Regions from separate parts of the Homo sapiens genome. Here region 2 is linked to region 1. Evidence: chromatin loops called from intact Hi-C (ENCODE). Cell type or tissue: GM12878. All regions are shown on one strand.

The links. A loop is a pair of places that touch in the nucleus more often than their neighbours do. Peaks named below come from ENCODE experiments on the same cell type or tissue, not always from the same donor. Only the 100,000 strongest peaks of a DNase experiment are listed, where the experiment ranks them.
Region 2: it touches region 1 in a loop (3-fold over the local background); 7 of 110 quality-filtered maps call a loop at or near these places.

The regions. Positions count from the first base shown.
Region 1 is chr1:10,510,608-10,518,607 of GRCh38, forward strand. All of the region lies in intron 2 of PEX14 (peroxisomal biogenesis factor 14), which reads left to right. Among named protein-coding and RNA genes, the nearest start is that of PEX14, 40 kb to the left of the region's middle. In GM12878, a CTCF peak has its summit at 4,003; DNase peaks (open chromatin) are centred at 474, 2,729 and 5,835; H3K4me3 peaks cover 1,249 bases; H3K27ac peaks cover 6,615 bases.
Region 2 is chr1:10,957,024-10,965,023 of GRCh38, forward strand. CIROZ (ciliated left-right organizer protein containing ZP-N domains) reads right to left here. Exons shown (of 13, transcript NM_001170754.2): 5 at 7,105-7,248; 6 at 1,691-1,729; 7 at 593-730; 8 at 1-84. Among named protein-coding and RNA genes, the nearest start is that of CIROZ, 21 kb to the right of the region's middle. RefSeq lists enhancers at 1,438-2,207, 2,977-3,746 and a silencer at 4,049-4,343. In GM12878, a CTCF peak has its summit at 4,166; no DNase peak of the experiment used is centred here; H3K27ac peaks cover 715 bases; H3K27me3 peaks cover 189 bases.

The DNA of each region.
Region 1 (8,000 bases):
CTGGCTGTTTGGCACCTAGGCACTTTGCTAAGCCCTGTATGGGTTGGGCATATACCGTATTGCTCAGCTCCTGGCAGAAAATAGGCACTCATACATATTTGTGGAATGAGTGAGTGTGTGTGCTCACTTATGTGCGATGGAGATGATGAGCCAAGGAGTTGGATTGCACAGTTGCTGCCTGGCGTCCTGCTAGGAACTTAGGGTGCAACATTCCCACTGGGCCACACATATGCCGATGTTCAGTGGATGACTGCTACGCAAGCAACATAAAGAGGCCATTTTATGAAAGGGAACATCAGAGGAAACATTATAACTGAGACCTTTATAGCCTTTCCATTATTATGGTTTAAATCTTGACAGTCTTTATTTGCAATGACACTGGGACCAGTAAAGACAATGCTCACTCCCACCTCCTCGTTCTCCACATCCTGTTCCGTAGCTGTGGTGCACCGATAGGCATCGTTAAATGTGCAGGCAGCAGAGCTGCTGGTTTGTCTAGAAACAGCCCCTTTTGACTCAGAAGTTGGAACCCAGATGACTCACCATTCTATTTGTTTTATTGCAACTGTCATTTCATAAAATGCCCTGACAGCTTTAAACTGTAAATGCCAAAGTGAGGTTTTTGTCTTTTTTATTTTGTTATCTCCTGTTTTTTCTAATCTTTTATATTTCTATTTTCTCCTTTCTTTTCAGACTTATTTTCTCTTTCATTACTGTCTCTTTCTCTGTCCCTCCCTTCCTTCCTGCCTCCCCCCTTTGATGACTCTAATGGCATGAGTAGTTGAAGTGGTTTTTGCTAACATCATGGTGCGTTCTTTCCAGCTTTAATGCTATCTGATTGAGCGTGTCTCCCCTCAGATTTTTGTGTAGGGTTTAGAAATGGAAATGACCATGCACATCAGAGTTTAAATTTTCCTAGGAAAGTCTGCCATGAACTGTAGGACCTATAACTTCTAGAGATGGAGGGACCCCTGACATCTGTGGACTATGGACTCCTGACTTCTGTGGACTCTAGAATTTATGACTTCTGTGGATTGTGGGGCCTCTGACTTCCATAGACCGTGGGACTGTGACTTCTGTGGACCCAGGGACCTCTGAATTCCATGGACTGTGAGACCTCTGACTTCTGTGGCCTGTGAGATCTCTGACCTCTGTGGCCCGTGGGACCTCTGACTTCTGTGGTCTCTGGGACCTGTGACCTCTTTGACTTCCAAGTCTTCTGTGGACTGCAGGACCTCATCAACACGTGTATTGCCAGAAGAGAGGCTTGATTGTGTTAACCTGTTTCTCTCCAGAGGTGTCACATACTAGAATTTCTGCTCAGTCTTATGGCTTAGGTGGGGTGTTGAGTCTAAATATATATATTTTTTGAGACGGAGTCTTGCTCTGTCACCCAGGCTGGAGTGCAGTGGCATAATCTTGGCTCACTGCACGCTCCGCCTCCCGGGTTTACGCCATTCTCCTGCCTCAGCTTCCCGAATAACTGGGACTACAGGCGCCTGCCCCCACGCTCGGCTAATTTTGGTATTTTTAGTAGAGACAGGGTTTCACCATGTTAGCCAGGATGGTCTCGACCTCCTGACCTCGTGATCTGCCCTCCTCGGCCTCCCAAAGTGCTGAGATTACAGACGTGAGCCACCGTGCCTGGCCCAAGTCTAAATTTTTAAGGACTAGAGCTCTCAGACCAGGACTTTCTGGATCTTTTTTTCTGATACCCAACACTGTGGCACTTGACTAAGTCACCTGATTGATGACATGAGCATTGCTGGGTGTTGAAACACCTGGCCAGGGAAACAGAGACTTCTGTGGATTCATCCAAAGGATGGCAGACAGATTGTGGAATTTTAATGAAGGTGGGGTGGATCCCTGATGTTCGCCTGCTTTGAAGCATAGCAGAATCCCAGCATTAACTTCAGGGGTGTTGGTTGGAAACCTGCACTGGCGTCGGTGGTTATATTCCACATTTGTCAAATCCTTAAATCCAACTGAACTAATTTTAGAAGTAGCTAGTTATAATGAAAAAGAACAATATATTCAGATGCATAGGATCGTTTTTAAATGAAATGCTCCCTGTTCTTTTCCTTCTTTTTTTTTTTAACTTTTATTTTTTATGATGGAGTCTTGCTCTGTCGCCAGGCTGGAGTGCAGTGGCGTGATGTCGGCTCACTGCAACCTCCGCCTCACGGGTTCAAGCGATTCCCTGCCTCAGCCTCCTGAGTAGCTGGGACTACAGGCGTGTGCCACCACGCCCGGCTAATTTTTTGTATTTTTAGTAGAGATGAGGTTTCATCGTGTTAGCTGGGATGGTCTGGATCTCGTGACCTCGTGATCCACCCACCTTGGTCTCCCAGAATGCTGGGATTACAGGCGTAGGCCACCGTGCCCGGCCCTTTTCCTTCTTTTATAAAAGGCCTTTGGTCTCTTTTGGCCTTCAGGGTGAGCCATCCTTTGACTTATATTAGAATACATTTTTTTTCCTGTATGCCTCCAATGAAGGAGAGTGTGAGAGTGTTTTCTATGATGTGAGTGGGAGAAAATAGCGTGTTTTCACAATAGTTAACAAATTGATGGCTGTGAGTTTTGAAAGTGAGTTCTGTATATACACTGGGGTAGGATTCCACATAGAATGCTGTTTTTCACCCACCTGGCTGGTTGTCTGATTCTAACATAGCTGCTATCCCTGATTCTAGAAATCAGAAAACCACAGGCTGTTCACATAATACTCTACCCTTCTGAGGCTAAGGTGGGAACAGGATGGTGGCGGGGTTTGAGTCAACATGGTCTCAGTTCCCACCAAAGACCAGTGTGTTCCCCTGTTCCAGCCGACAGCTTGAACAAGGATTCTAAAGTTTCTGGCCGTTTTAATTGAACTGCAGTGAGGGGTGGCCCGATAGCCTGCTTAGGACATGGGTAATTACTCCTAGGGCCTGGGAGCCAAGTGTCCCTCGCAGGTTCCCTCTTGGTTCTCTACCTAAGGATATCTTCCCCTTCCCTGGGCAGGGCCTCTGAGGAACAGAAGGATCATTTAGTGCTCATGGCCTGCTCATTCCTTGGCTTCTCTGCTGAGCTATCCAGCAGGGGTGCCAATTCTTCCATTTAGCTGACTATTATATAGCCCTTAAAAGGGAAGGGTTTATTTTAGCTGGCTGCTATATTGATTGCTATAGGGACGTTTCTATTTTCACTGGCTGCTATATTGACTGGGAAAGGGAAAGGGGCCGTATTGCCGGGAGCTGTCATATTGACTGTTACAGAAAAGATCTGTATTTAAGCAGTACCAGTGCACTGGGATCTCCCAGGCAGGATATTAATGCTAATTCATCCGCTCACCCCCTGCTGTGAGTGTTATTTGTTTAAATCTGTAGATTCCCACAGCGCGTTTATATCCTCACTAGAGTGAGCTCCGCTCCCTGTAATTATTTAACATTATATGCTGATATAAATTGTAACAGTTAAAGAATGGTAATGAGTAGCCAAAAAAGAAAAAAAGAAGAAAGAAAAGAAGGAAATAGAAAAAAAGGAAAAAATGTATAAAATAATCTATGCCTCTGTGTGTGTGTGTGTGTGTGTGTGTGTGTGTGTGTGTGTGTGTATGGTGTTAGAAACGGCAGAGTCACCTTCTAAAACAGCAGTGAGAAACTTCTGTCATCCTTTCTCCCAGTTCAGGTTGATTTGTACGGTGCTGCTCAGCCCACGTATTGTGCATCTGTATGTGTGTATGTGCGAGCGCCTGTGTACGCACGTGGTCGTCACCCGCCAGAAAGATGCCATAGTGAGGTGTGCTATACTGTGTTGTTTGTGCACGTGTGTAACAATATACAGTGTTTGTTCAATGTCCTGGCAGGAAATTGGTCTATTAGCGATTCACCTTCTTGGTGAGTAGCTAATACCTTATTTTGTTCAAGGTTCCACGTTCACACAGGAACTTTGGGCCTAAGACGCAACTCAAGGGAAAGCCATTGGGGAATGCTCAGTTGGGATTGAACTAATAGGCCATTGGGTGTCACTGTCGCTCTACTGGCTATAGGAGAAAGAGGGGTTATCTGCTGGGGAAACTGGATTTCAAAAGAAAGAAGTTTTTCTGCTTGAGTTGGAGGTGTTGTCTCTTTGAGATGTTTGTCTCTCATTTGGAGATTCCTTTAAAAAAGTAGTTGTTTGCTTGTTTTTGCTACACCAAGCTTCTGGCATTTTTATTGTTCTTGAAAATTGTGTACTGATTGCGATCTGTTCTGCTATCACCTGCAGTGCATCTAGATGAGAACTTCTGTGTGCAGAAAACTGTCCCCCTTAAAAGCCTGGGTAACAAGGAGAGCTGATTTGGGCAAGAACTTGAAAAAGGAGGGAGAAAATCTCCTTGGGCAAATGCTTGCCACTCCCCTGCCGCCTGCCCCTGTGTAGGTGGGAAGAGAGCGCAGAGGGAGAGCCAGGCTGCTGCCTGGTCACAGAAGAGTGGGCTCCGTCCTCCAGCGGGCTCTCCAGCAGCATGGATCTGTGCCAGGCTTCACCACAATTCATACTGTGTCAGTTTAATAAATGCACTACTTAAATTATGAAATTACAAAAGAAAAAAGAGAATGCACTTATTCAGACTCTTAATACATTAAAAATAAGGCATTAAAACTCTGACTTTTTTTTTTTTCTTCCAGAATCAATAATGAACAGGAAGGGTTGTAGACATTAACAGTCATGGACATTCAAACTCTTATACATAAATTATCTTAGAAAAATGCACATAAGACTTGAATAATGTAAATACATTAATGCATTTAATAATTTAAACATTAAAGCGCAAGCAGGAATTTGAGGCCGAGGCTGTTCTGAGGTAAGGGATTGGTCCTAGAACTCGTGTGTCCCAGGATCGATGGGTGATTTCCCCTTGAGACACCCTGGAAAGAGAGTGCCTGGCCGGCTTGTGTGGCCGAGGATCCCTGGACATTCCTGATCTCAGCTGCCTCCCAGCCTCTTATTTTTGTGTATCCTGAGCTTCGTTCTCAGTTTCATGTTCTCTACTCCTGTGCTTCTAATTGTTTGTTAGAAAACTAAATGTTTCCACTTCATAGAACAATAAACTTTGAGAATGTCTTGGTTGAAAAACCAAACCAAAGTAAAAAATCCTTCACCCGGCTCTGGCTGCTTGTCTGCTTGTGATTTGAGAAAAAGGAAGTGGCTGCTCCTTGTGATCAGCCTGTCATGTCTCAGCCTGGAACTCCACTGTGTGCTGTGGTCAGGGGATCCAGGTTGTGACATGCTGACAGATTTGAAGACTGGATCTAATGGGAGAGCAGAAACGATATCCTATATTAGCCTCTGTGTGTTGGGCATAACGATGGCAGGTAGCCATGCCAGGAAACAAGACAGGTGCCATGGAGTTAGACTCAGTGGTCTGTGATCATACCTTACTTTGATTTGAGGGTTTAACCATTGGGTAGACTGATGCTACTGTTTTTTCCCCTTTCTTCCAAAATTGTATTTGCAATAGCAGAAAGTCACTGGAAACTCCTTTTCTGGCAGAATACCGAATGATCTAATTCAATTTTTGACATCTGCACTGTGAAATACCCTGGGCAGAACTAAGAAGCCAGGCCTATGTGTCTTAAGTTTTCATTTATTAATGCTAATGCTGTTCTCTGGTTGTTCCCTAGCCCTGTTTTATAGTCCAAATCACAGATGAGAAACTAGAAGAACTGTAGAAACTGTGTTACTGAGTACATAGTCTGAGAACTTTGTCTCTCTTTGTAGAAGAGTGTGTCTATTTGGTCAGTAATGCAAATGTTGTCCCACTGGGTTTGCTGTGGGACCCACTAGGTTTGCCGTGGGACCTTGAGAAACGGTTATCAGATGGCGGTGACTGAACCAAACCTGTTTTCATTATTGCCAGGTCCGTGGGAGTCTTTTACAGGATCTCAAATCTCCTGCCTGAAACTTTACCTGGGATTGTCTTGATTTGACCCAAGCCTCGTCTGTGCTGGCATCTGTGACTTTGTTTGCAACCCTTTCTAGTCTTTGTTGTGGCCAAGGACAGTCTGGTCTCCCAGCTAACATGGGTACAAACCAGCTTCTAGCTACTTGCAGGAGAATAGCTATGGGTTGACTTGGCATCTGAAGCAGATACAAACAGATTAGGCTGAGCTGCCCCAGAACAGCCAGAAGGAAAACCAGTACTTTAAAAACTGGTCGTCAGGTATTGGTTTAGAAAGAAAGTAGTTTGGAGAATGGGTGAGGACAGCCTGGTGAGTGATCCCGAGGTCACGGGCTGTCCTTGGGATGTGCTCAGATTCTTCTCTAGACCTGGAGAGCAACAGCCGTGCCTCACAAGCCCTTCTCCACATGTTTTGTTTTAAGATGGCAGAGCCTTTCTTTGCAGTTTTAGTTCAGCCTTGGGATGACGGTCAGACCTCGGTTTGTTCTTTTCTTTTCCAGTTTTCAGAGCCCAAGCCTGCTCCCTCTGTTGCTTGTCCAGCCTTGACCAGTGACTGTCTTCAGCCTGCACTCTGCATTTCACCCCAGCAGTAGGAAGAAGTGAGGTCAGAGGAGCACGTGAACCAGGGAGAATCGAATTCTCTTTGGATTTTGCTGGTCACACCCAGCAAAGCTGCTTTCTCTTCCCTTAAGTTCCAAGAACTGTTTGATGGCCTTAACTGCACAATTGGCTTGTGCCAGATTGAGATGTGTTGAACTGGGCAGTGGAGGTGGGGGTGAGGGGCAACTCCCTCTCCTATTGGGGGCAGAGTGCTGGCTGCATCAGGCAGTGATCAGATAGGCACTGATCGGGTCGGTTCACCCTCTGATATAGCCCGTATGCAGACTTCCTTTGAAGAGAGAGGAGTCAGGCTCATTAATTAAAGGAGCCTGGCTTGAGAGGCCTGTAATTATAGGTGCTAGAAATCTGAATTTTAAGAGGTTGTGCAGCTGCATTTTGAAAAATGTAGGGAGGCACCGAGAAGTACTGGTTGTGGGCAAGAATGTGGCTGAACCAGATTTTGGAGGTTCAGGTTTTGGCAGAATTCCCCTCCAAATTCATATTTATTCTTTCTTTCCATTTTGTTCTTTTTTTTTTTTCTAAATGGGAAGCAGAACCTGTGATTTTTTTTTTTTTTAAATGAAGGTTACACCCTGTGACCGAGAGGCTAGCATTGTCAGAGTATATGGGGGGCAGAAAGGAGTTGCTGTGAACTAGAAGATGCTTAGTTTTTGAGGAAACGGCACATCTTTGGGCCTTAGGGATTCAGTATTTGAAAAAAATTAAATAATTTCTTTCTTGAAATGAGTGAGGGGAGCAGGGAGCAGAAGCCCAATTTGAATGCAGTCTAGGGAAGTAAGTCCCAGGCAAATGGTGGACTCTAGAACCTTTGTCCCAACTTGACTTCCCCAGAAGTGTCTCTTCCTCTGTCATGCGTTACTTTTCCATGTGAACCCTGAGTTACAAACAGAAAATTTCAGACCTTTATGGGAAGTCCTGACCTGTGCCTTTTCTCTCTCATTTCCTCAGTTATTTGTAGGTTGACCTTTTGTTTTGGGTGCTTTTTCGCTCTCCTCTCCTTAAAAAAAAAGTATCCCTCTTTGCTTCTTGTCAAAAACCTTTATTTCGGTCCCTGACTATTTGCATCTCTGTTAATTAAGCATGGCTAATTTGATATGTAGATGGGATGGGGAGGGTTAAGGGTTAGATGAATAGAGGTCTACTCCCTGCCTCCCCCGGGTGGTGGGCAGGGGTGCTCCACAGACCTGCAAGACTGAACAGCTACACACGGCTGATGGCAAACCCGATGCCAGGGGGAACCTCCTCTCTGCCTCAGTGGTTTTGTCTCCTTGGGGATATTGAGAGCGTCATCCCGTTTCACAGACTGGACCCTCTGTGAAGGGCTGAAAAAATAAAATATAAAGGCCAGTTCTCTGTGCTCTTTTCTTACATTCTTGTAGTGTATATATTGGGAAATCCACGGGTGAACCCTTACACTGTAGAATAGAACACAAGTGTCCAAGACTCTCACTTGGTGCAT
Region 2 (8,000 bases), 450 kb after region 1:
CGGTGGGCAAGCAGCTTCTAAAGAATAGGCATGGTGACCGCTCACCAGCCATAGTGGCAGGAGCTCAGCAGAGGTGTTCAGCACCTGGGGAGGAAGGGGGGTCCCCCCTGAGGTCTCCAAAACTGCTCCTTCCAGATGCAGACTCCCTCCACAGGGGCCCCCTCTCCTACCTTCGAATTAGTCTCTGAACTAAAGCCCCAAGTGTTACAAAGCCCAGGTCAGGGATTATGGCGCCGATGCAACTAGGAAATATTATTTAGCTGAGATATTTTTAGCAGGAAGCGAGCTCAGAGCAAATGTCATGTGAGCCGTCTTCTCTTACACAGCAACTTTGGGCTATTTAAAGAGACGGTAATTACGCTCCTGCCGCCATGATCAGGACGCACTGAATGCATGATTGCAGGAGCCCCTCATCTGCAGAGCGGAGCGCTTTACGCTAATGGGGCCCAATTTTCGAAGGCGCCTGCCTAAATCTGTCCAGTCTCGCAGGTGGACATTTGACTTGTCACTGGAGGGGTGGCAACCTGCTCTTCTAGGTGCTATGCCCCAGAGGCCCCTCACCTCCTGGCAGAGCCTGCTGCCCACCACTGACCTCCCACCTCTGAAGAAGGCCTTGTCTCGGGCTTTGGACGGTGACAGTGGTGGCATTCATGTCCACATACAGTCCCATCAGGCTGGCGTCTTCAAGAGAAGCCACCAGCTCCCCTCGAAGGGACAGCAGCCATGGAGTCTGGAGAAAGAGGACACGATCACAAACCATGTGGCCAGGGAGGCACGGTCACTAGGGGTTACGGAGAGGGGACACTTGAAGGGTCACCTAGGAAGGCAACAGGGTCACGGGGAGGATAATCTAGGCCAGGAGGCAGGACGGCAGGCCACTCTGGGAGGAGAGTCAACCAGACGCTAGCACGCTTATACTTTAGGGTAGGAGGTCCCTTGCAGGGGTGCCTGGCACACAGTAGGTGTACAACGCAACTGAAAGAACGAACACACAGTTACCCCTAACAGCAATGCCAACCAGTCGGCCCCTATGCCGCCCTGGCTGGGCACAACTGGAGTCCTGTCCTTGGCTCTGTTTGCCACCCTTTAGTGGGACATGGGAATCAGGGTCTTGAATAAAGGTGAGGGCCAGATGCGGGCAGAGGGACAGGGAAGGGTCGCCAGCTCCCATCTCAGGAGGACTGGCAGGGAGACATCAGGAAGACTTGGGGAGGTCAAGCTCACTGACCCCAAATATTCAAAGGGATGTGAAATGGAGAAGAGGGACTGGATCCTTCGGGGAGGCTGCGGGAAACACTCAAAGGACCAGCAGAAGGAAAATTCGGGAAACACCTGTGCAACATGGAACAAGCTCCTTACAAAGGAACAAGCTCCCTGTCACTGGAGACTTGGCAGAGAGAATCTTAGCACAGGAAGGACCTTACAGCCTTCCAACCCAGCCTCCCACCCAAAGCTGGGGTCCCCTCTTCAAGATTGTTCTCAGATGGCCTCAGGCCTCTGCCTGGAGGGCATCAGTGGGAGCTTCAAACTTCAGCCGGCAAGACCTGGTCCTTGAAGAGTCTGTACCATCCACGACACTCTCCGGAGGACAAGCAAACTCAAAAGCTGCCTCAGAGCATCCTGAGCACCCACCAGTCCTAGCAGAAACTTCCAGAGAGTTGCTCCTGCTACTTCAATGGGGCCCGCTTACCTGTCTATTGTCCCTCCACAGGGGCAGGGGCCGGGAGACCTGCAGAGACAAAGAGGAAGCAATGTCTCCTGCAAGCGGTGAGCAAAGGTGAGCAAACATCCCTGCCTGTGCCCATCAGCACCGGCAATTACCCCAGCAGGAGGCCGGTGAGAGAGCTGTGCCGCAGGGTTGTTTGCTCATTAAGACAAGAAAATCATTTATGTTCTGGGACTCGAGTGTCAACAGACGCAGGGAAATGTCACTGCCTCAGCTGCCATCCTAGGCCCGGCCAAGGGGGCAGCTGGGGTCCTGGGCGCAGCTGGTGAGGCCAAGAGCGGGTGTGCATGGGACCAACCCTGCTCACGGCCCACTTCCATTGGGGCTGTTTCCTAGGCCTCTTGTCTGTTTTTCTCCCTAAGTCCCAATTTCTTTCTCGCCCTTTTTCTTTCCACTTTGGATCCAACTAGCAGAAGTAGAGAGTGAGGGCTTCTACGGTCCCAGAGAGTACACATGTGCCCCCCAATGGCACCATTCTTAGGGGCACCAACCATCCCGGTTCCCCAGCAGTGGGGAGGTTCCCCTGATGTGGGATTTTCAGTGCTAAAACTGAGACAGGCCCAGGCAAACCGAGACAGTGGTTTCTCGTACCGCGCCTGAGTCTCACAGCCATCCCGTAGGGTGGCACCATTCTCCCGTTTCACAGACCAGGGCCCAAGGTGATGGCGTGGGCAAGGCACCTTCCCCAAAACCCCTCTGCAGCCAGTGCCACCCCACCCAGGTGCTCTCTCAAGTCTCTCTACTTTCTCCAAATGCCCCTTTGCCTTTGCGTCAGACTTGGCCAGGGAGGTTGTGGCACCGGACAGAGTCACAGACCAGCAGAGGGTCCCTCGGAGACCATCAGACCCCCTCTCCTACCCAATACAGAATGAGGAGACTGGAGCCAGAGTGGACTGACTCATCTTGACAGCTCCCCAACTCAAGGCTACCCACCTCTTCTCCCCAGGGGCAAAGAAGGGCTTCCAGAAGCAGAAAGGAGTGGGTGGGGCCAGGAAAAGGCCCGCCACCACCATGCAGCCTCCCCAGTTGCCCAGCTCGGCTGTTCCTTGGCCCCAGAGAGCCCATGTTGGCAGCAGGCTCGGGCTGCCCACAGGGAGCCCCTCGGGTCAGCCCTGTGATGGCCTTGCTTTTAGGGGGTGCTGCCTTCCCTTGGGGAGCAAAGTGGAAGAAATGGAGGAGATGTCCACAAGGTCTGGCAGAATGAGGAGGATGCGGCAATTCCTCAACAACACCACCAAAGCTGCACCATGGTGCCCCAGCCCATCTCCCCTGCTGAACCAGGAAGAAGACAGAGAGGCCCCCAGAGGCCAGGCTGTAAGAAGGAGGGAAGCAATTCTGCTAAAAGAAGGAAGGGAAGGCCAGGTGCAGTGGCTCATGCCTGGAATCTCAGCACTTTGGGAGGCTGAGGCGGGTGGATCACCTGAGCTCAGGAGTTCCAGACCAGCCTGGGCAACATGGTGAAACCCCATCTTTACCGAAAATACAAAAAATAAAAAATAAAAAAATTAGCCAGGAGTGGTGGCAGGCGCCTGTAGTCCCAGCTACTCAGGAGGCTGAGGCACGAGGTTCGCTTCAACCTGGGAGGCGGAAGTTGCAGTGAACTGAGATTGTCCCACTCACTCCAGCCTGGGCGACTCTGGCCAGAGTGAGACTCTGTCTCCAAGAAAAAAAAAGAAAGGAAGGGAAGACGTGACAAGTACGCAGCCAAAACGCACCGTGCCCTTTAAGTCGCCAGGAGGAGGCTATATTTAGGGCCCGTGGACATTCCGCAGGAGCTCGGGCAGCCTTCACTGGGAGCAATCGCTAATCACTGCATTGAGTTTACGGGTGCCCCTGGGCACACTTAACCCAGGGCAATGAATAGTTATTGCGCGGCCTCCCGCTCGGGGCCTGTGGGCACACTTAAGCGAGCTCGCAGATCGCTGCGAGCAGGGCACGGCTCGGGTACACCCTTGGGCACCCTGCGCCATCAGCGGGGAGAGGCAGAGTATTAAATATCTATGTGCCCTGTGCCCACAGCTGCATTTAGCCAAGGGCAAGGCCGGTGAAACGGCTTTAATTAAAACTTAATGCAAGTTCAAGGTGCAGCCACGGAAGTGGCGGCTGCAGAAGTCACCAGGAATGAATCAGTCAATTCGATGAGGTTCTCAGATGGGGGAAGGGGCTGGAGGGGAGGCGGGGGCAGCAGAGACCTGCCTCTGCTCCTTGTGTGCTGCCTACCTCTGTGCGACTCTGTTTACGGATGCAGAGCCCCCCCCACCCACCTGCTCCCACACCTCGGTCAGTGAAGGATGCCAGGGACTGGGGCATTGGGGCATCTGGGCTTCAAGGGCAGGACGATGGAGACCAAGCGGCGCCCGAGTGAGGAGTCGTTTCTGCTTTTCTCAGCAATTCGGCCCAGGCCCACTGTCGTGTGAGGACAGCAACACCGTCCCCCTAGCGGCGGCTTCCAGAATCACAGGCTCAGTGCAAAGGGAGCAGTAACCAGCCCCGGGATGTCAAACAGGTGCCCTGGCAGCCCTGCTTGGGGATCCCGGGGCGGGGCCGGCCCCGCAATTCTTAGGTGCACCAACACTGGCTTTGGCGTGGCCACTCTGAGCCCTTAATAAAGGTAGGTGGGCAGAGGAAGCCCCTCCCGCTCAGCCCCTGCTCCTTCAGGTTAAGAAGCAAAGGAACTTTAGAGAGTCCAACATGGCAGTGAGCCGGGCTCAGAGCGGAGATGAGCCCAGGTCTTCTGAGCTGGGCTGGTGCAGGGGCCCTTCCCACCACAGCACACTCATTTTTGAAGCTCAGATCAGATGAGAAGAAAGCGATAAGCTCTTCCTGGGGCAAGTCATGCCTTGGTCGTATCTGTTCCCTCAGCAGCAGCACAGGGCTGGGCATACAATAGATGCTCAATAAATGCTTGTTGGGGCCAGGCGCGGCAGCTCACGCCTGTAATCCTAGCATTTTGGGAGGCCAAGGCAGGTGGATCGGTTGAGGTCAGGAGTTCGAGACTAGCCTGGCCAACATGGTGAAACCCCATCTCTACTAAAAACGCAAAAAATATTTTAAAAATCAACTGGCTTTAATTAAACTGGTGGTGGCGCATGCCTGTGATCCCATGAGAATCGCTTGAACCCAGGAGGCAGAGGTTACAGTGAGCCGAGATCACACCGCTGTACGCCAGCCTAGGCAACAGAGCGAGACTCTGTCTCAAAATAAATAAATGAACAAATGCTTGTTGGATAAATGGTGTTTGTCATCAGCAGCCTTTTCACTCCAACCTCCTCCTCTCAGTTCTGCCTTCCTCTCCTTTCTCTTCCTCCTTCCTTCCTCCTCCTCCTCACAGACAGAAGATGCCCACCCAAATCCCTCAGGCCAAATCCAGCACTTTGTTTGAGCCGCACAGTGCCTACAAAATTAAAGTGACTTGACCGGGCGTGGTGGCTCACACCTGTAATCCCAGCACTTTGGGAGGCCGAGGCAGGCGGATCACTTGAGGTCAGGAGTTCTAGACCAGCCTGGCCAACATGAGGAAACCCCGTCTCTACCAAAAATATAAAAAATTAGCCGAGTATGGTAATGCATGCCTGTAATCCCAGCTACTCGTGAGGCTGAGGCAGGAGAATCACTTGAACCCAGGAGGCGAAAGTTGCAGTGAGCTGAGATCACGCCACTGCACTCCAGCCTGGGTGACAGAACGAGACTGCATCTCAAAAAAATAAATAAATAAAGTGAACTTTTTTTAACTGGAGGATTTCACATACAATTATAGATTTCCAGTTTATCTTGAAATGTTGGAAAATCTGGCAAAATGGGGCTGGAGTGCAGTCCAGCCTCAGCTCCCTCTGTAGGGGGCCAGGACTGTAGGTTGTGCCTGTTCCAGCATCCCCAGCCCCCACCATGTGGTCTGGCTCAAAGCCCAGCTCTGTTGCTACCAGCTGGCAAGTCTCCTAATCTCTCTCTGCTTAGTTCTCTCACCTGCAGAATGGGGATCAATATAGAACCAACTACATAGAATCGCTATGAAGGTGAGATGAGTTAATATTTGCAAAGTGAGTAGAACGGCACCCAGCACAGAATGAGCCATATATAAGTGTTTGCTGGGCCAGGCGTAGTGGCCCACGCCTATAATCCCAGGGCTTTGAGAGGCCAAGGTGAGAGGATCGCCTGAAGCCAGGAGTTTGAGACCAGCCTGGGCAACACAGTGAGACGCCGTCTCTACAAAAAATTTGAACATTAGCTGGGCATGGTGTCATACGCCTATAGTCCCAGCTACTTGGGAGGCTGAAGTGGGAGGATCCCTTAAGCTCAGGAGGTCAAGGCTGCAGTGAGCCTGCGTGACGGAGCAAGATCCTGTCTCTTTAAAAAAACAGGCCGGGTGCAGTGGCTCCCACCTGTAATCCCAGCACTTTGGGAGGCTGGGGCAGGTGGATCATTTGAGGTCAGGAGTTCAAGACCAGCCTGGCCAACATGGTGAAACTCCATCTCTACTAAAAATACAAAAATTAGCAGGGCATGGTGGCACACACCTCTAATCCTAGCTACTTGGGAGGCTGAGGCAGGAGAATCGCTTGAACCCAGGAGGCAGATGTTGCAGAGAGCCGAGATTGCACCACTGCACTCCAGCCTGGGCAACAGAGCAAGACTCCATCTCAAAAAAACAAACAAACAAACAAACAAAAAAACCCAGCTGACTAAATGAAGGAATGAGTAAAATTCTTTATTGCTTCCTCCTCAGTCCAGCACGCTCATTTCTGTGGCGGGTTTGGTCCCTATAGATGTTTGGGTTTCTAGCCCTCCCCACTCCCATCCAAATCATGTTTAGCTTACAGAGGTGCCCCGCTGATGAGAGCTAGAGAGAAACTTGAATTCAAGGAGCACACACGGCCATGAAAGAGCTCACAGTTGGATGTGGGGCTCAACCTTTCTTCCCTGATGTTTAAAATGTAGACATTGCACCTGATCGTACCTGGGGTCTATAACTCTTTGACATTACCCAGGTCAAAAAAAAAAAGCATCCAAACTAGCAAATTTAGCAAATTTTTTCAATCCAGAGAGAAAGGACACAAAGATGCAATTTTGCAGCTTTGGTGATAACCCGACTGGCCCCCTGAGCCAGCCAAGATGGGAAATCCAGAACCCGAGGTCAGAGAGCTTTAATCCCCCCTCCCCTCCCATCTCACTCGTCCTTGCTCAGAACCCAACCCAGCAGAGACCTAGCCAGTACCCAGGGATGTCTAGGAGAACAATGCCATACTGCATCTGCAGCTACCACCTGTCTCCCTGGGCCACGTCCTGTGGTGCAGGAGCCAGGGCCACCTGCCTTGGCCTTTAGAGAGAAGCCCAGCCTGGGAGGTCCCTCTGCCACCTCCCAGACCCCCCGAACCCATTACCTGGATGAACATGGGCCCACAGTGGACGCTTTCCTGGCCCAGCCTTGACCTTAGCATCGGACACTTCATTATGTAGCGATCACTCCGCTCCAACCCCATCACCCCTTTCTGAAATATTCTGATTTCCAGCCTGTAATTTGCTTTCTGGAAGTAGGGCAAAATTCATGTATGCAAATGAGAGAGGAAAATACAGTTAATAGCCTGCAATTATAGGTCAGTCCCTGTTCACAGCAAATAGGACACCATGAACCTCCTAGAAGGTGGGCTTGTGGAAGAGGGATGGGAAACGAGACCAAGGTCGACACCAACACGGAGCTTGGGTCTGGCTCTGGAAGCTCAGCCCCCACCAAGGAAGCCCTCCAGGCTGGGGAGCATTTGGGGATTTGGGGAAGGTCAAACCTAGTCAGACAGAATAAGAGCTTGCGTCCTAATGTCCCTTGAGAGTTGACAAATATTTGTTCACACTTTATCTCCTTTGATGCTCACCAGTGTCTCATAAGGCTGGGCTATTTTTTGTTGTTGAGACACAGTCTCATTCAGTCACCCAGGCTGGAGTGCAATGGCCTGATCTTGGCTCACTGCAACCTCCACCTCCCGGGTTCAAGCAATTCTTGTGCCTCAGCCTCCCAAGTAGCTGGAATTACAGGCAGACGCCAACACGCCCGTCTAATTTTTGTATTTTTAGTAGAGATGGGGTTTCACCATGTTGGCCAGGCTGGTGTTGAACTCCTGGCCTCAAGTGATCCGCTCATCTTGGCCTCCCAAAGTGCTGGGATTACAGGCGTGAGCCACCAAGCCCAGCCAAGGCTGGGTTTATGAGACATAAAATTCCCATTTTACAGATGAGGCAGTTGAGGCTTAGAGAAGGTAAATGACTAAGCCAAAGGCATGTGGCC